Regions from separate parts of the Homo sapiens genome. Here all the other regions are linked to region 1. Evidence: read pairs that join two places in POLR2A ChIA-PET (ENCODE). Cell type or tissue: HepG2. All regions are shown on one strand. Links, peaks and the distances in the headings refer to the core of each region. The heading gives the core; the rest is flanking DNA.

Region 1 (5,728 bases), core at 1-4,000:
CTCGGCTCACTGCAACCTCCGCCTCGCGGGTTCAAGCGATTCTCCTGCCTCGGCCTCTCGAGTAGCTGGGATTACAGGCATGCACCACTACACCTGGCTAATTTTGTACTTTTAGTAGAGATGGGGTTTCGCCATGTTGGTCAGGCTGGTCTCAAACTCCTGACATCAGGTGATCCGCCTGCCTCGGCCTCCCAAAGTACTGGCATTACAGATGTGAGCCGCCTCACCCGGCTTGTATTTTGTTCTTGCAGACGAAAGCTGCCCACCAAATATGAACAGATAGGAACCTCGTGATCTTTTGGGGCTGTCATCCTTCTCTCAGTCTGCCAGTAACTGGGATCCTGGCATTTATCCTGGAGGTCCCTGAAGGTCCAAGAGGGAACAGAGGAAATCTGATTGGCACAGGTGTGGTGACGTGAAGCAGGTGGTGGCTTTTAGGACTGGAGGTCTGGTGTAGGGTGTATTAGTGAGGAGAACATGGAGGGAGGAACTCACCAGGAAAATTGCAGCCAATTTCCAGCGGTCAGGAATTGAAGATCCAGCAGAGTACGGAATCAGCTCCTCCAGAGTAGTGGGTTTTTCCAGTTGTAGGTTGAGATCCATTCGTGGGTCATGAAATCAAGTTAAGGGATCATAGTCATACACAGAATTTTTTTGTTTGTTTGTTTTTGAGACAGTCTCATTCTGTCCAGGCTAGAGTCTCTAGTCTCTGCCCAGGCTAGAGTGCAGTTTCACAGTCTTGGCTCACTGACCTCCACCTCCTGGGTTCAAGTGATTCTCCAGCCTCAGCCTCTCAAGTAGTTGGCGTTACAGGCACCTGCCACCACATCTGGCTAATTTTTTGTATTTTTAGTAGAGACGGGGTTTTGCCATGTTGGCCAGGCTGGTCTCGAACTCCTGGCCTCAAGTGATCCGCATGCCTTGGCCTCCCAGAGTGCTGGAATTACAGGCGTGAGCCACCACGCCCAGCCAGAATTTTTTTTAAAAAAAGGAAATAGAAGAGAATGTAAGAATAGAAGTGCAGGTTAAAAGGAACGTTTAATTTCATAAAGTTTTTGCCTCAGGGTAGTATGCTTGTCTGAGTAATGGGTTGAGATAGGAACGCATTTCTTAGTGCAGGTCTTGATTTCAAATGTTCGAAAGCCACTGCTCTGGAAAATAGAGGAGTGGAGACCAAAGTGTGCCCTTTGTGTATGTGTCGGCAGTGGGGTGGGGGTGGGGGTCTCTGTCCTAGCATTTGGTTGCAGCACCCCAGGAGTGCCTGTAGGGGAACCACTGACCTCCACTTTTCCATACGCTTCACACCTTCACACCGAAATGTGCTCCATTCCCTTTGCTATTTTTTTTTCTTTTCTTTTTTTTTTTTTTAGACAGAGTCTAGCTCTGTCGCCCAGGCTGAAGTGCAGTGGCACGATCTCGGCTCACTACAACCTCTGCCTCCTGGGTTCGAGTGATTCTCCTGTCTCAGCTTCCTGAGTAGCTGAGACTATGCCTGGCTAACTTTTGCAGTTTTAGTAGAGACGGGGTTTCACCATGTTGGCCAGGCTGGTCTCAAACTCCTGACCTTAGGTGACCTGCCCACTTCAGCCTCCCAAAGTGCTGGGATTACAGGCGTGAGCCACCTCACCCAGCCTGCTATTTTCATTAGGAGGAAAAGAGGGATGGTAGCTTTCATCCAGATCCCCCATCTTCAGAATGTTTTCAACTTTCCCCAGAACCTCCACAGCGTTAAGTCAGTCAAAATCCTTGGATGGACCCTTCCAAGTAGCAAGGGCCACCCTGTCCCCTTTCCCCTGGCCATGAGACCACGCAGAGCGCAGGGGCCGGAGTCAGAAAGGGCAGTTTGGCCCCTGGGCAGTCTCCTGAGAGTCTTTCTCCTCCCAGTTTCTACTATTTGGCGGAACCTTGAATGCAGGGGGGCGGGACAGAGAAAAAACTAGAAAGCTCGACTTCTGCCTGCGGGGCCGGAAGCCCCGCTGCGGCCCCAGCCCGCGGTTAGCCCCTGTTTGTCATTTTGCAAATCTGGTCAACCCACCTCCGGTGAAAACTCCCAACCTCACCCCAGGGGGCAATGACTAATTACAAAACACATTTTCTCTCGTTTTCGTCAAGCTCGCTGTCCCGCCCACACATCCCCCGCCTATCCCGGCACCCGTCGGCTTCCTCAGGAGCCTCACTCAACTGTGTTGAATGAACTCTTGGCCTGGTCCCTCCCCCAGAGACTTCACACCGTGGGGTTCTTTCCTCCCTGCTCAGCTTTACTTTCACTTTCTAGTCACTCTCACTTCTCTGTCAGCTTCAGCTTCTCACCCTAGAGCTTGAGCCCTGGTCCTTTCTTAAGGCAGGGGCTATTGCCCAAGTCCTGGGCTGCACCCAATTCGTCAAAAGTCTCGATTCATCAATAGTCAAAAATATTTATCAAATGCATTCTGTTCCAGGCTCTAGGAATGCAGTGCAAGACAGGCAAGGTTCTTGCTCATACAGAGCTTCTAGAAACCTGGGATACAGAGATGCAATCAAGTGATAAAACACATGGATGAAGGCTCTGCCATTGAACACATGGTTCTTGACAAGCCCACAGAGAGGCACAGCTAAGCCAGCCCTGGGGAGCCAGGGAGGGTTCCCTGGAGGGAGAGAAGCTGGATCCAGGTCTGAAAGATGACTTGAAGTCAGCCATGAGCAAGGAAGAGATTTTCCAGGCCAAGCGAACAGCCTGTGAGTGGTGCCATTTGGGTGAGGCTGGCTGGAGCTCACAGGGTGGGAGGGAGTGCAGGGAGCTGGGGTCCCCAAAGGTGGAAAGAAGCCAGACCCAAAAGGACTTTGAAATTCTGCTCAGCCATTTGGATTTTGTCCTGAGGGTGATGGAGATTTGTGAGCCCCAAATATCTGAGACAGGTCCCAGTCCCTTTAGAAAGTTTATTTTTGCCAAGGGTAAGGACAAGCCCATGACACAGCCTTAGGAGGTCCTGAAGACAGGTGCGCAAGGTGGTCAAGGTACAGCTTGCTTTTATACATTTTAGGGAGATATAATACATCAATCAATATATGTAAGATTTACATGGGTTCTGGCCGGGCGCGGTGGCTCATGCCTGTAATCCCAGCACTTTGGGAGGCCAAGGCAGGAGGATCACCTGAGGTCGGGAGTTCAAGACCAGCCTGACCAACATGGAGAAACCATCTCTACTAAAAATACAAAAAAATTAGCTGGGTGTGGTGGTGCATGCCTGTAATCTCAGCTATTCGGGAGGCTGAGGCAGGAGAATCATTTGAACCCGGGAGGCAGAGGTTGCAGTGAGCCAAGATCACGCCATTGCACTCCAGCCTGGGCAACAAGAGCGAAACTCCATCTCAAAGAAAAAAAAAAAAAGATTTACATGGGTTCGATCTGGAAGGACGGGACAACTCGAAGTGGGGGGCTTCCAGGTCATAGTTAGATTTGAACATAAACTGATTGGCAATTGGTTGAAAGAGTTATTGTCAGCAGAAAGGAATCTCTGAGCTATGATAAGGGGTTGTGGAGACCTAGGTTTTATCATGCAGTTGAAGCCTCCAGTAGCAGGCTTTCGAGAGAATGGACTGTAAATGTTTCTTATCAGACATAAGGTTTGTGTTGATGTTGATGTTAGGGGTATAATGAGGCTTGGCTTCCCTTCATGGCCTGAACCAGTCTTTCAGGTTAAATTTTAGACTGCCCTGGCTGAGGAGGAAGTCCATTCAGATGGCTGGTGGCTGGGGGGTGAGGGGTGTGGGGTGTTCCATACACAGCCATGGAAGGGCCTCAAGCCAGAGAGACATAATAAATGGAAGTGGGAGGCAAGACTGGACAAAGAGAGACCCGTCAAGAGTTTGTTACAGGCCGGGTGTGGTGGCTCACACTTGTAATCCCAGAACTTTGGGAGGCCAAGGCAGGCGGATCACGAGGTCAAGAGATCGAGACCATCCTGGCCAACGTGGTGAAACCCCGTCTCTACAAAAATTAGCTGGGCATGGTGGCACGCGCCTATAGTCCCAGCTACTAGGGAGGCTGAGGCAGGAGAATCGCTTGAACCCAGGAGGCAGAGGTTGCAGTTAGCTGAGAGGGTTCCACTGCACTCCAGTCTGGCGACAGAGCCACACTCCGTCTAAAAAAAAAAAGAAAAAAAAAGAGTTTGGTTGTTGCAGTGGGAAGATGTGAATGGACATGAGAGATATATTTAGGAGACAGGATTGTGGATATGGAGGTTAGAGGAAAGGAAGAAGGGAAGGATGACTCCAGGTTTCCTGCACAAACCATGGTCCCCCCTGTTCCCTACAGGAGGAAGAGTTGGAAGAAGAAGAGCGATAGATAGAGAGAGGAGACAACAAGGTCCCTCTGGGACAGGCTGAATTCCAGATGTCTGTGGGACACTAGGCCATTGGCTATGGTGGTCTGAGACCCTAAACAGGGGCCTGGGATAGGGTTTTAGTCTGGTCACCATGTACACACGGAGGCAGGGTATAGAGTGAGAAGATGGGATGATTGAAAGGCCTGGGACACGAGCCAGGGAAACGCAGGATAGAAATGACTGGCAGAGGCTGGGCACGGTGGCTTACGCCTGTAATCCCCACACTTTGGGAGGCCGAGGTGGGTGGATCACTTGAGGCCAGGAGTTCAAGACCAGGCTGGCCAACGTGGAGAAACCCCATCTCTACTAAAATACAAAAAATTAGCGGGTCATGGTGGCATGCACCTGTAATCCCAGCTACTCAGGAGGCTGAGGCAAGAGAATCTCTTGAATCCTGGAGGCAGAGCTTGCAGTGAGCTGATATCACGACACTGCACTCCAACCTGAGCGACAGACCAAGACTCTGTCTCAAAAGAAAAAAAAAAAAAAGAGGTGACTGACAGAGAATGACCCCAGCAAAGGACCAGAGAAGGAGCAGTCCACGGAGGACCACTTGGAGAGGGTGGGTGGGGGGAAACCCAGCTCACAGGAGAAGGTGTGGCCGATGGTGTGGCATGCTGCTGAAAGGCCAGGTAGGTGAGAACAGTGGTGAGCACTGTTTCAGTGGTGGTGGTGGCGGAGGGAGAGTGACAAAAAGCATTTGGTTCTGAGCCTGGGAGTAGCAGGCTGGGGGAGGAGCCTAAGGCTAGGCCGGCTCTCAGGAGCAGTGTGGGCCCCAAATATCCTCTTCTGTGATCTTTTTACCTTTTGGCAAAGTGTTATTTAAATGTATTTAAATCTTTTAAGGAAATATTTCTAATTTTGTGCCAAAATAAAGCACTGTAAATCCTAGCCACTGTTCCTTTGCTTCCCCAGGGGCCGCAGTGACTGTGTCCAGTCCTTCCTCACCCCGCTGCAGAGTCAGTCCAGGAGGCCTTTACCCACAGCACTGCCACCTCCCTCCACGACCCCTGTCTTTCTCTTCCCCAGATTAAACGCTCCCACTTCTCTCCATTCTTCTTTCTCCACCCCCAGGCCCATTTCTGCCTCGGTTGCCTGCCTCCAACCACAATCCAGTTTTTTGGCTCCCAGAGACAGACATGCCCAGATCTGAACACCACCCACCTGGGTATGTTCTGCCAGTGTGCAAGGTGGGGCCCTCCAGGCCCTCTCCTCCCCTCCCTTTTTCTAGATGCCATTTCCTGCTAAAGCCACCTCTCCCATGGCTATAAACTACCTTCAATCAGGGCACGAACTCTAGAGCACAAGAGAACCTGAGATTCTTTAAAACATTCTAGTTTAATGTCCTCGTTTTACAGATAAAG
Region 2 (8,120 bases), core at 3,875-7,874, 62 kb after region 1:
CGGTGAGGCTCACACTCAGACTCAAGGAGATGTGGAAAGGGCCAAGGGATGGGGCTGGTGCTGTGAGTCTTGGTTTCCTGGGCTCTGCAGGTCAGAAGTTTGTGGCCCTCTGCACAAAGGAACACTGGAGTCTGGGCAGACCCAGGCTCTAGGCTGCCTGGGGCTTGGATTGCACTGGGTCTAAAGGGCCTTGGCTACTTAACCTCTCTGAGCTCAGTTGGCACATCTATAAAGTGGGGCTCATCACGCCTTCCTCCTAGACAGGCCTAAAGCTGGAATGGTACAATGTGCAGCTGCCAGGCACATTGCACAGCATCTGGCCTGTCCCTAGACTCCTTCAGTTCCCCCTTTAGCTGTGGAGGAGAGATGGCCAGGCAGAGGTGGGTGGCAGGGAGAGAACTGAGAAGCCCCAAGCTGAAGGGAAAACGGGGGAGTCCTTGGTGTCCCTCCCTTACCCCCTCCTTCCATGCCAAGATAGTTGCTCCCTGTTGGTTTGGAGTCAGTTGCTTATCTGACTCTAAACCTTCAAAAGCCTGGGTAATGTACCAAGACCCCATCTCTTTAAAAAAAATGTTTAGCCAGGCATGGTGGTGACATGCACCTGTAGTCCCAGCTACTCAGGGGGCTGAGACGGGAGGATGGCTTGAGCCCAGGAGGTGGAGGCTGCAGTGAGCCGTGGACATGCCACTGCACTCCAGCCTGGGGAAGAGAGCGGGACCCTGTTCCAAAAAACAAAGAACAAACAAACAAAAAAACAAAAAACCTTCAAAAGTTTCCCATCAGCAAAGAGGGGAGGTGGTGTGAAGGGCCACAGATCAAAGGTTAAAAAAAGACTCTACCAGCCAGGCACAGTGGCTTACGCCTGTAATCCCAGCACTTTGGGAGGCAGAGGTGGGCAGATCACAAGGTTAGGAGTTCAAGGCCAGCCTGGCCAATATGGTGAAACCCCGTCTCTACTAAAAAGACAAAAATTAGCCAGGTGTGGTGATGGGCGCCTGTAGTCCCAGCTACTCAGGAGGCTGAGGCAGGAGAATCGCTTGAACCCAGGAGGCAGAGGTTGCAGTGGGCTGAGATCGCACCACTGCACTCCAGCCTGGGCGACAGAGTGAGACTCTGTCTCAAAAAAAAAAAAAAAAAAAGACTCTACCAGTTCAGGCCCACCTGACATTTACAGTCAGAAACCTAGAAATATCTCTGAACATTCCCTTCCCCCAAAGGCTACAAGGGATAAATGTTTTTTGCTAGTCCTCCAAGAATTAGTAAAAACGGTGAACCCCACTGGACCAGGTATCGCTATCCTTTTGCCCCCCTTATCATCACTCCTCATAGAAACTGTCCTTAAATTTTTCTTTCATCTTTTTTTTTCCCCAAGACTGCCCAGGCTAGTCTCAATCTCCTGGGCTTAAGCAATGCTCATGTCTCCTAAGTAGCTGGGATTACACCATCATGCCCAGCTCTCAAGTATTCTTTTTTTTTTTTTGAGATAGAGTTTTACTCTTGCCCAGGCTGGAGTGCAGTGGTGCAATCTCAACTCACTGCAACCTCCACCTCCTGGTTTCAAGAGATTCTCCTGCCTCACCTCCCGAGTAGCTGGGATTACAGGTGTGCACCACCACTCCTAATTTTGTATTTTTAGTAGAGATGGGGTTTCAGCATGTTGGCCAGGCTGGTCTCGAACTCCTGACCTTGAGTGATCCGCCCACCTTGGCCTCCCAAAGTGCTGGGATTACAGGCGTGAGCCACTGCGCCCGGCCTCAAGTATACTTAAAAAAAAAAAAAAAAAAAAAAAAAAGCCAGGCGCGGTGGCTCATGCCTGTAATCCCAGCACTTTGGGAGGCCGAGGCAGGCGGATCACGAGGTCAGGAGATCGAGACCATCCTAGCTAACACAGTGAAACCCCGTCTCTACTAAAAATACAAAAAATTAGCCAGGCTTGGTGGCGCACACCTGTAGTCCCAGCTACTCGGGAGGTTGAGGCAGGAGAATGGCGTGAACCCGGGAGGCGGAGCTTGCAGTGGGCCGAGATGGTGCCACTGCACTTCAGCCTGGGCAACGGAGCAAGACTCCGTCTCAAAAAAAAAAAAAAAAAAAAGAAGAAGTCGCCAGCCATGGTGGCTCACACCTGTAATCCCAGCACTTTGGGAGGCTGAGGCAGGTAGATCACAAGGTCAGGAGATCGAGACCATCCTGGCCAACAAGGTGAAACCCATCTTTACTAAAAATACAAAAAATTAGACAGGTGTGGTGGCGGGTGCCTGTAGTCCCAGCTACTCGGGAGGCTGAGGCAGGAGAATTGCTTCAACACGGGAGGCGGAGGTTGCAGTGAGCCGAGATTGCACCACTGCACTTCAGCCTGGGCGACAGAGTGAGACTCCGTCTCAAAAAAAAAAAAAAGGCTATTATAGCTGTTCCCTAATAAGAATCTAGCCCAGACTCTGCCACTGTGTGACCATAGGCAAGTTATTTCACCTCTCTGTGGCTTGGGGTCTTCATCATTACAAAGTGGATGGACCAAACATAAGTTCTTTTTTTTTTTTTTTTTTTTTTTTTTGAGACAGAGTTTTGCTCTTGTTGCCCAGGCTGGAGTGCAATGGTGCGATCTCAGCTCACTGCAACCTCTGCCTCCCAGGTTCAAGCAATTCTCCTGCCTTAGCCTCCTCAGTAGCTGGGATTACAGGGACGCGCCACCATGCCTGGCTAATTTTGTATTTTTAGTAGAGACGGGGTTTCTCCATGTTGGTCAGGCTGGTCTCGAACTCCCAACCTCAGGTGATCCGCCCACCTGAGTTTCCCATAGTGCTGGGATTACAGGCGTGAGCCACGGCGCCCGGCCAGACCAGACGTAAGTTCTAACCTCAATTCATGAATGGGCTTTAGATGTGCATAAATGCCTTGAGAAATTGAGTAGTATTGGTTGCATCCCAGAAGGGAACTGAGTAGCAGAGGGGCCATTGTACTATATTCCCCTTTGCATCCTTTGTTTTTTTGTTTGTTTGACGCAGGGTCTTGCTCTGTTGCCTAAGCTGGAGGGCAATGGCACAATCATTGCTCACTGCAACCTCGACCTCCCAGACTCAAGTGATCCTCCCGCCTCAGCCTCTCAAGTATCTGGGACCAGAGGCATGCACCACCTTGCCCAGCTAATTTTTGGTTGTTGTTTGTTTGTTTTGAGAAGGAGTCTAGCTCTGTCACCCAGGCTGGAGTGCAATGGTGTGATCTCGGCTCACTGCAACCTCCACCTCCCAGGTTCAAGCGATTCTCCCTCCTCAACCTCCTGAATAGCTGGGATTACAGACGTGTGCCACCACACCTGGCTGATTTTTTTCTATTTTTAGTAGAGACAAGTTTCACCTTGTTGGCCAGACTGGTCTTGAACTCCTGACCTCAAATGATCTGCCTGCCTGGGCCTCCCAAAGTGCTGGGATTATAGGTGTGGGCCACCACGCCCAGCCTGCCCGGCTAATCTTAAAATTTTTTTTGTAGAGGAAGGGTCTCACTATGTTGCCCAGACCAGTCTCGAACTCCTGGCCTAAAGCAATCCTCCTGCCTCAGCCTCCCAAAGTGCTGAGATTAAAGGCATAAGCCACCACTCCAGGCCTCATTCTTTGAGTTTTGAACCAAAGGAATGTATTACCTTCTCAAAAACAAATATATAAAATGTATATTAAAAAAGAAAAAAATGTATGCAAATCCTTGTGTATGTGGGCACTGGTATATCTTGGGGAGGAGCCATAATTTTTGCTAGATTTTTCCAAGGTGTCTCTGACCCCAGAAAGGTTTAGAGAACATTTCACTAGATGACCTTAAGAGTCATTCCCAGTGCAGTGGTGCTGTCTTGGCTCATTGCAACCTCTGTCTCCCAGGTTCAAGCAATTCTCATGCCTCAGCCTCCCGAGTAGCTGGGACTGCAGGCACACGTCACCACGCCCAGCTAATTTTTGTATTTTGTATTTTTAGTAGAGACGGGGTTTCACCATATTGGCCAGGCTAGTCTCGAACTCTTGACCTCAGGTGACCCGCCTGCCTCAGCCTCCCAAAGCGCCCAGCCCCAATTCCAACTTCCTGACTTGATGAAGTATTACAGAAAACAAAAGTGAGTTTCAGTATTTATTACATCAGCCAGTCTGGGCTGGATGCAAGTGAAAACGCACCTTGAATCTTACATTGAGGACTTGATACGGTGAGCCGCCTTCGATGGTGGACTATGGTGCTGCCTTCAGAGATCAAGGTCAAGAAATTACTCCCATTGGCCTATTCTCTCAAAGCTGTTGAATTGAGTCCTCATTGCCCCACCACTCTGCCCACTTAAACATGTCGTTTGGATTTGCTGCACAAATGATGCACAAAGATAAATATGAATTTTTAAATGTTGGCCACTTTGGCTCTGAGGGGAAAGGGAGTGAGAAGGATAGGAAACGAGGGTCAGAAGAAATGGAGGTAAAATGGAGATGAATGGAGCCTCGGCTCATCCAGAGGCCTGGGCTGAATCTCAGAAACCCACAAGAATCCTTACACGCCAGAGAGGAAAAGTGCTTCCTAGGCGTCCAATGTGGAAAGCTTCAGGGAAAGGAGAATCCAGCTGAGGGATCAGAGAAAGGCTGGTTAAGGCAACCAAACTAGCAGCTGAATGGGTCCCAGGAAAGGAAAAGTTCACATGGTTTAAAAAAAAAAAAAAGCCTCCATTTAACAAGTGGTCCCCGGCTATGATAAACTTTAATTAACTGCACTATCATAATTCACTTCTAGCCTGGGTTCCACCCCAACCTGCTCTCTCCCTCCCACTCCCTCCCTCCTCTCCCCAACGTCTCTAGTCAGGTTTCCTTAGTGAAACCAAACTGGCCTCCATGGCTGGATGCCTCATTATTACAGCTGCTGCTTCTACTGTTCATAATAGCACCCAGCAACAAGAAGGAAAGAAACGATGCTGTTCTCAGTGCTTAAAGACAGGCCCTCCTTTCCTACCTATGTGCACTAGTAATCAAGGGTCTTACAATCCTAAAAGTTCCTGAGCATAATACCATAGTGATGAAGAGACAGTTGCAGGCCGGCAGGAGCAGCTGTGCACAGAAACCGGTAACAGGGACAACTCCCAGCTGGAGCCACCAGACACAACTCATAAGGTCCACGCCCAGACAGGTGATCCACATGTCTAAATTCACATGCACTGTGCAATGCCGGAGGAGGGGTGGCTGCACCCACCGCTCCTTCCTTCAATGATAGTTAAATTATACCCGTGACACTGTATTCTCAGGCTGTTGAGCTTTACCAATTTTAAGAGTATGTGCCTTGGGAGCGGGAGTTGGGAGCATCTTAGAGGATCTTCCAGGCAAAACATGCTTGGTTTTTATTAATGAACTTACACAAAAAGCCAACCCAGACCTTTAAGTGCAATGTGTGATTGGTAGCCAGGCGAGGATGGGTTTTGGAATTAACTCTTCCTACAGTCTGCTATGCATTATCACCCCCAAGTTAATTACCCCTGCGGATGAAAATAGGTTTCATGACTCATAAGCACCAATACAACACTTGGCAGCAGATGAAAATGCAAGGACACATTTGCAGGAAGCTGACATGAATATCTATTTATATGTGGGGAGATTCTTAGAGGTGAGGCAGGCACCTCCCATGTACCAGGATTAAGAGGCTGCAGCAGATCCATCAATATTGCCACTTATCCACACCCACACACACACACGCGAGTGCGCGTGCACACAGAGTCCTGGTTTCCACCACTTCAGTGATGGCAGTGGCAAAGCAGGAAAAGAAACTAAAAGGGTGTTATTAACAAGTTCCGACACCAGCCCGGCCTCCACACCAGAGTTCTGGGCGAACCAGTGATTTGTTTCTCCCCAAACGTGCCTGTACCCATCCCCACCTCCCAGTCTTCCCACTCCTTTGATGGGAGTGGAGTGGGGGATCCAAGTTTCTTAATAGTCCTTCAGCCTTGGAGGGGACCAACAGGGCCCAGCTCGCCCCGCCCAGGAATGAGATGTGGCCAGGAATCAATTTGACTGGATTGCCGGGTTTTGTTTTGCTTCCTCCCTCCTGTTTTCTGCTCTTCTATTTGCCTCCCAGGAAAGTACAAGGTTCAGATCAGGTTTGTTTGCCTTCCCCTACCACTGGGAGGACTCCAGGCTGCTCTCAGCCCACGAGCAGGGGCTCTGCTCTAAAGGGCAGTAGTCTTCTCTCCGCTTCCCCGCCTCTCTGCACCTCACAAACGCCGCCAAAAGCTGATTAGATGAATAATTGCATTGCTTCACCAGCAGGAATGGATTTTTATTTGATGTTGGAAGTAAACCTTTGCTTCAGGAACTAAGTTTGGGGTTTCCCCCCCTCTTCCTCATCCTCAGAAACCCTCTCTAATCAACTAAGTCTTTAGAATTATTTCTGCCTTTAAAAATAATTATTTAAAATACAAGAAAGAAAACTTGTAATGAATGAGGTGAAAACTGGTTTTCCAAGGAACCAGCCTGAAGCTACTGCGGACTCTCCAAGGCTGAGTGTATGCATTTGCTCCCAGCTCTGTGGCAGTTTTGTTTTAAATATGCAGACTGATGTCTGTCATATCTAAGAAGCAAAGCATCCTAGCTTTTCTCCTAGACTTTTTCGCCCACTTGTCAAGTCACCAGCTGCACTGGGTGTCAGCCTATGTTCACCGCCACAGGGCGAGGCACCAGAAAGCATTCTTGACAATGCCATTTGCAGCTGGGCCCGCATCCGGGGGAAAATAGAGATGCTGAAGAGTAAACCGAAATCGCTTAGTCAGCAACTGTCGCCTCCCCAAGAGGTGAATTTAAATAGCCTGGTACCGAGGGGGAGGGGCAGCAAGGCAGCACAGGGCCTTTCCCACAGGCCAGCTCCCAGGGCTTTCAAAAGCACTAGGATTTTCGTTCTATACTGGAGGTAGGGAGGGTGTCGCCTACGTCGGAGTTGCATGGCCTTAGCCCTAGAAAGACAAAATTGCTGACTCAGCGCAGTTAATATCAATTGAATTTATTACAAGTTACTAAGCTCCAAGGCACATTACAGTGTTCTGTTAACTACAGAAATGTATAAAGGACAAACAGAGCAGATTCTCCATGTCTAGCATTTCGCTCTACTGTTCAAAAGCATCCGTGCATCAATAAAGCAAAAACAAAACAACACGTGTAGATCCAACACATTCAGGTCAGTAGAAACAAACCAAAACATTTTCCCCTCACAAACTTGCAACAAAATACACCCCATCCCCCCCGACACCCCCTTACCATTTTGCAAACAAAACAGAAAAACAAAACAAAACAACAAAATAAAGTGAAGACTTCAACACTTGGGGCAGTTTAGAAGGAAGCTTTCACCATTTTATAGCATTTTTTTTTTTTTTTTTTTTTTTTTTTTTTTTTTTTAGGCAGCAACACTGGCCTTGGCAAAAAAAAAAAAAAAAAAAAAAAAGTCTTTTTCTTTTGTGTGTGTTTTTCCTTTCAGAGAGTGCATAACATTTACAAAAATACACACCAGCAGCAGTCGTTGCTAAGGGCTATTAATTCTGTACCTAGGCAAACATTCTGCCACCAAATAAATGCTAACGATATGATGCAAATGACCCAACCAATACTATACTGCTTAACACAAACCAGCTTATCCTTCAAATGAAGAAGTTACATACCTTTGTTTCAAAATATAGAAACATACGACGAAAATAATGTCTATACATAAGACTAACTTTTTGCAGTTTCGTTATATTCACAATTCTACACCTTGGGGGTGAGGGGAGGGAGGGTCGAGTTGGGTTGGGGGAGGGGCCCTCAGGATTGGAGAGGAGCTGGTCTAGGGCAAAGGAGGTGGCTGCCCAGTGGTTCAAGGGTCTCTCTCCTTTTTCACTTTAACATCCCCAGCTAAGATAGTCGCGATTTCGCCCTGCATGAAGGCCCAAGGTACATTCGACCCGACTAGGGGGCATTTCTCTCCGCTGGGGCAATACACCTCGCCGGTGGCCCCCTGGGCCTTGATACTCTCTCTAGAGCAAGGGAAGCAAAATTTGTGGCTGGGGACGGAAGGGCACTGAACGAAATGCGTATCCTCCAAACGTTCGTGGCAAATGGTGCAGCAGAGGGGTCCGCTGTTGGCCATGGGGGAATCCG
Region 3 (8,120 bases), core at 2,398-6,397, 81 kb after region 1:
GGAGGGATGAAGAGAGGAGGCACGGAAAAAAGAGAGGGAGGGGGAAGGAATTTATGTGCTTTTCTACGGCAGCTAGTAAAATTCCTAAGGGAGAACAAATGCCAAAATTGACTGTCTTGGTGTATTTTAGACCCGATCGTCAGGGTGAATCATGTCAGGGCTTTGCAGTGGACCTGCAGCCTGGGAGCTGAAGACAGGGACACGAAACATCCCTGTGTCTGGGAGGTGCCCTTCTGAAAGAGGCAGGAGATGGGTATTTGCTCTCACCAGGCTCCTCTCCTTCAGGATTTTTTTTTTTCTAATTCATTGCAAGATGGAGTTTTTTTTTAAAAAATTGGCACTGATAAAAGCCAAGGATAGAAAACTCCCCATAAAACACGGCCCCCCAAGGGAAGTGCAAAACCCATTTGATGCAAAATATAGATATCTTCACCCTGGATTTTTCCCCCTTTGCTTTACAACTCTGCAGACATCAGGTTAGCAAAAGGTAATAAATAGTCCTTGCACAGCAGGGTCTGGACTAGTGAAAACAGTTTACTGAAATTAATGGGCCTCGTTTGAACCAAAACCTCCACTTTGGAATTAATGCCAGACATAGTTTTCCTGAACTCTATCCAACCGCCTAAGCGGCAGACAATTTTCATTCTATTTGTGCTGGAAAATAAAGCCCAAGCCCTTGATCTCAGTGTAGATTTTCATTAAAAAAAAAAAAAAAGTACAGTGAATACTATGCCAATTTCCACTTTCTGCCCATAGAAGCCCTTGTGCTCTGGGCTGTGCGTGACGGTCAGAAGTTATCTGGTAAACTTTGCATTGAAAAGCATCTCCGAACTCCCTCCCCATCTGTGGCCTCACAGCTTTCACCATGACATCTGAGAGATTCAAGGAAAGCTCCAGAAACAGGCTTAGCTCTCAATAACAACCCTCTTCCCTACAGATCTTAGAAAGGCTGGATCTGAACAACGCTGCCTGCAAGACCTCCATTCCCACCCTAAATAAAGCGCCAAACCATCCAACCGAAACCCACCCCTCCTCCCCTGGTACTCAGGGTGTCTACAGCTCTGAGGCTCCCTTTATTTTTATTTTTATTAATGTATTTTTAAGGCTGAAAGGCACACACACCACACGCATTCACACCCAGTGGTTATGGGGTTTTGGCAGGTACGCGGAGACCCGGTGCCCCAGCTGTCAGTGTCTGATCCCAACCCCTCCTCCTCCTCCCTCCGTTATTTATTAATAAAAGCCTGGTCGTGGGCAGCCGGCGTTCTGGTTTTCATTGTACAGTCTGCACTGGTGACACAGGACATGTGGAAAATTTTGAGAGCACTGCGGTGAATAGTGTGGAGGGGGAGCGTGAGCAGGGGGAGGGGAGGGGAGGGAGGGGAGCGAGTTACTTTTTAGCTTCCGCTAAGTACTTGGCGGCTCGCCAGGCCCGGAGAATTGTGGGAAGCGAAAACCTCCCCAGTATAAACTGCCAGCTTTAAGCAGCCCTGACAGTTCTGCTCCTTCCAAACTTGGCAGCCGTTCAAAGTGCTCTTTCATTTGAAATGCTGGAAGCCTGCCATGTGCAATGCAGATTTGCTGTGCCTGTGCGCAGAAGGAACTGATAAATGCCGTTGCAGTTGCCATGGGGACAGGAGGCTATCAGAATGGCCTTGTGATCCGCAGCCTCTCTGCGCGGCAGGCTCTCGTTCTCCCCCTCCCGCCCCTCCTCCCTCTAGTCAGTGAGATGGTGAAATAAATGTTCTGGAAAAAGGTTAACCCTCCCCGCTCTGGTTCCGAGGGTGAGAGGAGGTTAACCTCTAAGCACTTCCTTGGCCTTAAGTGCCAGCCCGGAGCACAGGTGTCAGCGCCGTCCTTGGGTGGGTCACCATCCTCCCGCTCTCCTCTTTCACACCCCCAGCTTTCTTCCTGCTCCCTGGGGGCTTTCACAAAGCGGTATTTTTAATAGAGGCTTTTCAGCAAGCTCAAGTGTAAGTCTTTGAGTCATCAAAACCCGGATGTAAACACAGCAGCCCTGCATTCTGCACAGTTTGCGTGTATTTTATCTTTTTAATAATATTTAGCTGGCAACTTAAAACTGCAAGGATGCCAGATATTTTAGCCAGCCACTTACATCATGCAGCATCCATCTTGGGGAGAGTGGTGGCGGGTCCTTTCCTTGTTCTCTTGCTCCCTGCCGCCTACCTGAGACCGCAGGAAATCTGGGTCTTTCTGAAGGCATCTTCTTGTGGTGTAGTCCCCTTGGAACCGCGGCCTTTAGAATGAACATGACATCACCTTGGGCAACAACGACAGAGGGTGTGTTCCTGTAGGAGACAAGACACGGGGAGATCCAAGGTGAAACAGATCTATCATTTACGCTGCGCCAATTTCAGGTGTGTGAGGGTGCACAGTCTGGATCATCAGCCCCCCATTTAGCACGAACTGCCGTTTGAAACACAGTCTGATTTAATGTACAGAAACAAAATAGCACATTCAGATTTGGTATATTTTCAGGCCTGTAATGCCAACACTCCGGGTGGCCTGTTTAATGGGGAAAAAATGAAATATTCCACTCCAGCCCAGGCCTATGGAAACCAAAGAGGTTTAGTGATTTATTTACATTGGGGGTAAAAACGGTGAGCAGTATTCCTTCTCGGCTCGCTACTTCCTGAAGGTTTCCTGAACCTAAACATTCGTTAACATCCCAGGAAGGGAACTTATTTTTCCTGTGGCTTTCAATATTTTCTGCTAAATATATTTCGGCACACTGTTTATCTTGGGCTTCAGCTTTCAGACCTTTATGCACTTTTAACACCTTGAGGCTGTTTCACTGAAAAATGGTGTATGTTAATTAAAGAGGACTTTATGTGCTGGGCATTAAGGCAGGGGGGATTTCTGTTTTGATCTGTCTGTATAATGAGGGGCTTCAGGATGAAACACAAGTCAGAGGCCTGTTAGCTTCGTGAAGCCCTTTTGACAAAGCGGGACCTTGAATGTGGGCCCTTGTATTCAAACACTTGAAGACCACAGAATGTTGAACTGAACGAAACATTTCTTCCTAAGTGCATGGTGAACATGGAGGCCAGGAGACGAGAAAGACTGAAAATGCCCCAAGTTCCTGGGGCTTAGCTGCAATTTCTTTGAACTTGACTGTCTCTGGGTGTCTGCTCGTGATTGTCACGGCAGCTCTGGCCAAGGCGATGCACTCTGTCTCGCTGGAATTTCCTGATTCCAAAGTAGCCCCTTCCAAATAAATAATCAACAAACGCCATCTGCTTCACCTTGCCAGCAGGCACAGAGCTGAAGGGTTAGCTAAAACCTACAATTTTTAGGAGCAGTAGGCTCTTGAGACATTTCAAGATAGGTTTCGACTTGGAATTAAACTAGAGTTAGAGGCAGAAATCAGGTGATTCAGAAAGCAACCCCCCCTCCCTCCCGCCAACTTCCCCAGACAGTCCAGGCAGCTGGGTTTTTGGCTCTCACAGCTGCTAAGCTTTGGCAAGCCAAAAGCATATTTCGTGGTGGTGATTCCTTTCCCAGGTTGACGGACATGTTTCTGTACTGAGCACAAGGCATGTTTCCTGACCGTGTGTGAATCAGAGGCTGCATTTTTATCCAGGGCTTCTGGTGACAGTTTTAAGCTGGATGAACAAAGCAGACCCTGACATGTCCCTGTCATCAAGGTCAAGAGATACAGAATCTATCCTAAATGTTCGCCACCTCTAGCCCAGATGTATTATATTTATTTATTTTTGTTTTGTTTTGTTTTTTGAGGCGGTGTCTTCCTCTGTCGCCCAGGCTGGAGTGCAGTGGGGCAGTCTCAGCTCACTGCAACCTCCGCCTCCCGGGTTCAAGCAATTCTCTTGCCTCAGCCTCCCGAGTAGCTGGGATTACAGGCACGTGCTATCATGCCTGGCTACTTTTTTTGTATTTTTAGTAGAGACAGGGTTTTGCCATGTTGGCCGGGCTGGTCTCGAACTCCTGACCTCAGGCGATCTGCCCTCCTCAGCTTCCCAAAGTTTCTGGGATTACAGGCATGAGCCACCACACCCGGCTATTTTTTTTTTAATCATGCCAAGAGCAGCCACCACCCCACAAGTCAATGGATGCCCATGTTCATGTGTCAGATGTTACCCTTCTCTCTCTCAGTGTTTTTGTAGTGTTTGCTTCTTTGTTGGCTTTGGTGAGAAGATTTACAAAAGCCATTTTGGACCCTTGAGTGCCTTTCCAGATCGAGGCAAGCTCCAAGATTCCAAACAGCCTTGACCTCGTCTGTGTCGCCCCATTATAGCAGGGATGATAACCGGAGGGGAGTCCTTGGTGTAGCCCCTCCATACCAGGGCCCGGAGAGCCAGCTTCCCAGAAATCCATGGATTAGGAAACTCTGTCGTGGGCCAGTTCAGGAGCGGCAGGGGGAACAACTCCCTTTTGTTTTGTTGTCTAGCATGTGACCAGAATGCTGCCAGCTAATTTTAACCCCACCAAAGTACTGCTGGGAAAAAAAAAAAAAAAACTATCTTGCATCTGGAGAGAGAAATGCTGTGGGCTGGATAAAAGCTTTTCAGCCTGTGTTCCTTCCTGTTTCAGTTTCCAAACTTGCATTATCGGTAACCTGAAAAATGATGAGTTTCACCAAATTCCTGGATGTTGTGCAAGAGGACAATGAGTCTATTTTGGGTGGTGTGAGTGTGTCTGGCATAGACACTGGGAACCATTGTTTTCAGGAGGGAGAATGTTTTGGGGTTTCCTGGTGCTTTCCTTATAGGGTCTCAAAGCCCCAAGGGGTACTGCTGGGGGGAGAAACCCTCCATGGCAACCATGGAGGCTGTGCTCTGCAAAAGACCTGGCTGAGAATTGGGTGGTTAGGCCAGTGGGTGGGGGTGAGGGGTGACGTGGCAGTGGTGGCTCCAGAGGTGTTAAAAGGTGCTCTGTAGGGAGTGTTTGAGGTAGAACGACTGGAGCAGGAAGAAGTGGGGAGAGAGAGATGCTTTCACTGTGGCTGGGCGGCCCCCTGGGACACAGGGCACCTCTTCTACTAATTCTCCATATCTGCTTTTAGCACCATGCGTGAATGGAGGATTATATGGAGTTCCCCACCCTGGATACTGGATTCTCAAAGCATACCTGTGGTGGTTCATTGTTGCTGTCTGGCTGGATGGCAGTTGTTGCTAGTGGAAAAGTCCAGAATCGCAAGACCCAGGAAATGAAATGGTTTGGGTGAGACAGCGTGTAGCTAGGCAGGTGCCGCTGACTGTTCTAGAACTAGATAGTAAGGTGGACTGCCGTTAACCTGAGTGTCCACAACGCAGTCTCGGAAGATAAGGTCAACACTGCAGCACTTGCTGCAACCTCAACCAGGAGAGCTTGGTGGCAGTTGTTCTGACAGCTGCAGAGGGCCTCAGCTGCCTAAAAAGCCATTTGCTCAGCCCTGCCCTGTCTGGCCAACTTCTGTGTATTTCAAGGATCCTCATGGGTCTCTGTGGCCCCCCTCTTTTCTGAGTCCTCAGGCAGACACCATCTTCGGAAGGGCAGGGAACCCCATGTTCTGCTTCTAACTGGCTGCTATAACCTGCCAGCAGTAGTCAAGATCAGTTGGCAAATCCCTAAATTAAGGTTCTGTTTATTTTGTTGTTTCAAAGGCTTGTTTTGAGCAAGATGTTGTGCTTTAATTAAAAAGATGAGAGATCATGAGTAAGTGAAAATATTTTTGAATCTTCACAAATAGGTTTGAATTTCATTTCTTGCGATTCACAGTAGGGGGTCAAGCTGATCAGCACTTTTATCTGTGAGACCATCTAGAAGGTCTTCTGTAAGTTAACAGCTGACTCTTCTGCACAATAGAATTGTAAAGGGAATCCTCTGTCAAGCATTTGTTCCTTGCTGCTTCTCTGTTTACAGATTTTAGCCAGCCTTCAGCTGTCATTAGGGCATATTCCTCATTTACCTTTCTAGCCAGAGGATTCCTAAATGTTTCATAATAGCTCCACAGCTGGAATGCAGCTGCTTGGGGTGGAGCAAACATAACTCCCTATAGGTCAGCGGGTGAGGGAGGGCAGGGAATCTTGGAAGGTTGGGAAAGTCCTTCTAAAGCCAGAGCTCAGGAATGAGTGGGGCCACTGGTGTGAAGACTTTCCAGATGGGGGAAGGAAGGGTTCATTTTCTGCCCTCTGGGTAGATTCCAAAAAATCGCTTTGGGGAGGCCAACTATTTTGAAATTGCCTTTAAAGAAGACAACACAAATGTTTAAACTGACCTGGAAAAGCCTTTCTTTTTCCTTTCCCTACAATCCTAGTCTGTTCCCTTGCACATTAATCAACAGAATTGTGTGCCCACGATTCTCCCCTCCCTCACCTCTTTTATTATTATTATCTTTGGTTCAGGAAACTTTTGGAAGCTTTCCCAGGCTGGAGCTATAGAATGATTCCAGGAAAATGCATAGGAGTTTCTGAGTTTTCTCTGGAGGGAGCTGAACATGTTTTTCAGAGAGACGAAGCTAGGGGCAACCAGGTCTTGTGCAAGAATGCAGCCACAAAAGAGGGCAGACAGTGCTAAAAAGATCTGTGGACATCCAAAAGTTCTGAAAGCAAGGTGTGGCTTAGTGAGCCTGCCTGTTCCCCACCCCTTCAGTGTTTTATTATGGCAGCTGCCATGATGTCAGTCCGTGAGCCCAAGCACCCCATCTCAGGGAGATATGCTGAGAACAGCTGGGTGCTGGGGTTTGGACTCTCAAGTTAGCAGCACTTGTAGTTTCTGCCAAAAGAACACTCCAAGATATAGATGGAAAAGTGCAGGGAGTCAATACTTACCCAGCAGGCAGGGGCCCCACCCAGACATGGAATGCAATGGACAAAAAAGTGTCCTTGGGCTATTGCTGCCAAGGGTGGTGCCAGCCTTCAGCCTGTGCCAGCGCAGATGCTTTTGAGCCCAGAAAACACACACAGAACTGCATGCACGCATATATCAGAAACATCTGTCTATACACAAAACCAGAAAGCTACTGGGGAGGTGTGCATAGATGAGGTACAAGAGCAAGGGGGACCTGCAGGACCCATCACTGATAGATGTGGCTTTTTTTTTTTTTTTTGAAACAGGGTGTTGCTCTGTCGCCCAAGCTGGAGTGCAGTGGCATGATCTGGCTCACTGCAATCTCCACCTCCTGGGCTTAAGTGATACTCCTGTTTCAGCCTCCCGAGTAGTTGGGATTACAGGCGCACGCCACCATGCCTGGCTAATTTTTGTATTTTTAGTAAAGATGGGGTTTCACCATTGGGCCAGGCTGGTCTCAAACTTCTGACCTCAGGTGATCTGCTCACCTTGGTCTCCCAAAGTACTGGGATTACAGGCGTGAGCCATTGCACCTGGCCAGATGTGACTCTTGAAAGCAAAGGCAGCTTATATTTCCTGGAAATACACTTCATTCAGGTTGGTTCACGGGCAAAGGAGACAGAAGTTGCTCCTTAAGGAGAATGCCCTGGGCGAGGGCAGAGCTGCCAGCCACTCTGCAATGGTAGGGCTGCTGCACCCACTGTGGCCAGGAGAACCTCAGGAGAGGTGAAACAATCAGAGGGTTGTGGTGATAGAAACTAGAGGACACAGCTCCCAGCTCTCCTCGCCCCGTTAGTTTGAAGACTGTTACCAGCAGCACTGTCGTGGTTCTGGCAGTAAAATCTCCTTCCTTTCTACCCAGGGACATACCGACTCCGGAAAGCATCTTTCCTACAGCAGGTTGGGAAGGTGCTTAACAGCCCAGACTTTAGGATATTAATAGCAATGATGATAGGCAAGGCTGACATTTATTGGGCACCTCTTATGTGTTGGACATTGTGCTGGCTGTTTCAATGCATTATCTCTTCTAATCCACACTTAATGAAGTGGATTCAGTTATCGTCCCCATTTTATAGATGAAGCAACTGAAACTCAGAAAGGTTAAATAACGTTATCTTAGGACACACAGCTAGTAAGTGTTGGCTGAAGTTTGAACTCAGGGTTGCCTGACTCTAGAGGCCTTATCAGACAGATCTGGGTTTGATTCTTGACTCATGAGACTTTGTGACCTGTGCCAAGTTTCTGCACCTCCAGGCTTCCTCATCTGTTTTCATTGTTAGACACATCAAATATTGGCAATTTCATGTAAT

The links. Peaks named below come from ENCODE experiments on the same cell type or tissue, not always from the same donor. Only the 100,000 strongest peaks of a DNase experiment are listed, where the experiment ranks them.
Region 2: POLR2A ChIA-PET joins it to region 1 with 16 read pairs; 32 of 35 experiments call an interaction of 5 or more read pairs at or near these places.
Region 3: POLR2A ChIA-PET joins it to region 1 with 10 read pairs; 29 of 35 experiments call an interaction of 5 or more read pairs at or near these places.

What each region holds. Positions count from the first base shown.
Region 1 is chr14:76,959,893-76,965,620 of GRCh38, forward strand. LINC01629 (long intergenic non-protein coding RNA 1629) reads left to right here. Exons shown (of 3, transcript NR_133913.1): 2 at 2,439-2,715; 3 at 5,723-5,728. Among named protein-coding and RNA genes, the nearest start is that of LINC01629, 3.1 kb to the left of the region's middle. RefSeq lists enhancers at 719-1,253, 1,254-1,789, 1,574-1,783, 1,834-1,883, 1,894-2,293 and 1 more. In HepG2, for the core only: no CTCF peak of the experiment used is centred there; a DNase peak (open chromatin) is centred at 2,109; H3K4me3 peaks cover 1,377 bases.
Region 2 is chr14:77,017,566-77,025,685 of GRCh38, forward strand. It overlaps IRF2BPL (interferon regulatory factor 2 binding protein like), which reads right to left. Exons shown (of 1, transcript NM_024496.4): 1 at 6,978-8,120. The coding sequence ends at 7,837. Among named protein-coding and RNA genes, the nearest start is that of IRF2BPL, 7.1 kb to the right of the region's middle. RefSeq lists an enhancer at 5,981-6,275 and a silencer at 6,482-6,707. In HepG2, for the core only: a CTCF peak has its summit at 6,113; DNase peaks (open chromatin) are centred at 6,106 and 6,806; H3K4me3 peaks cover 2,060 bases.
Region 3 is chr14:77,038,938-77,047,057 of GRCh38, forward strand. LINC02288 (long intergenic non-protein coding RNA 2288) reads left to right here and starts at 2,112. Exons shown (of 4, transcript NR_110554.1): 1 at 2,112-2,340. RefSeq lists a silencer at 1,285-1,474 and enhancers at 1,584-2,315, 1,591-6,073, 1,725-1,814, 5,620-6,130. In HepG2, for the core only: no CTCF peak of the experiment used is centred there; DNase peaks (open chromatin) are centred at 4,604 and 5,964; H3K4me3 peaks cover 1,249 bases.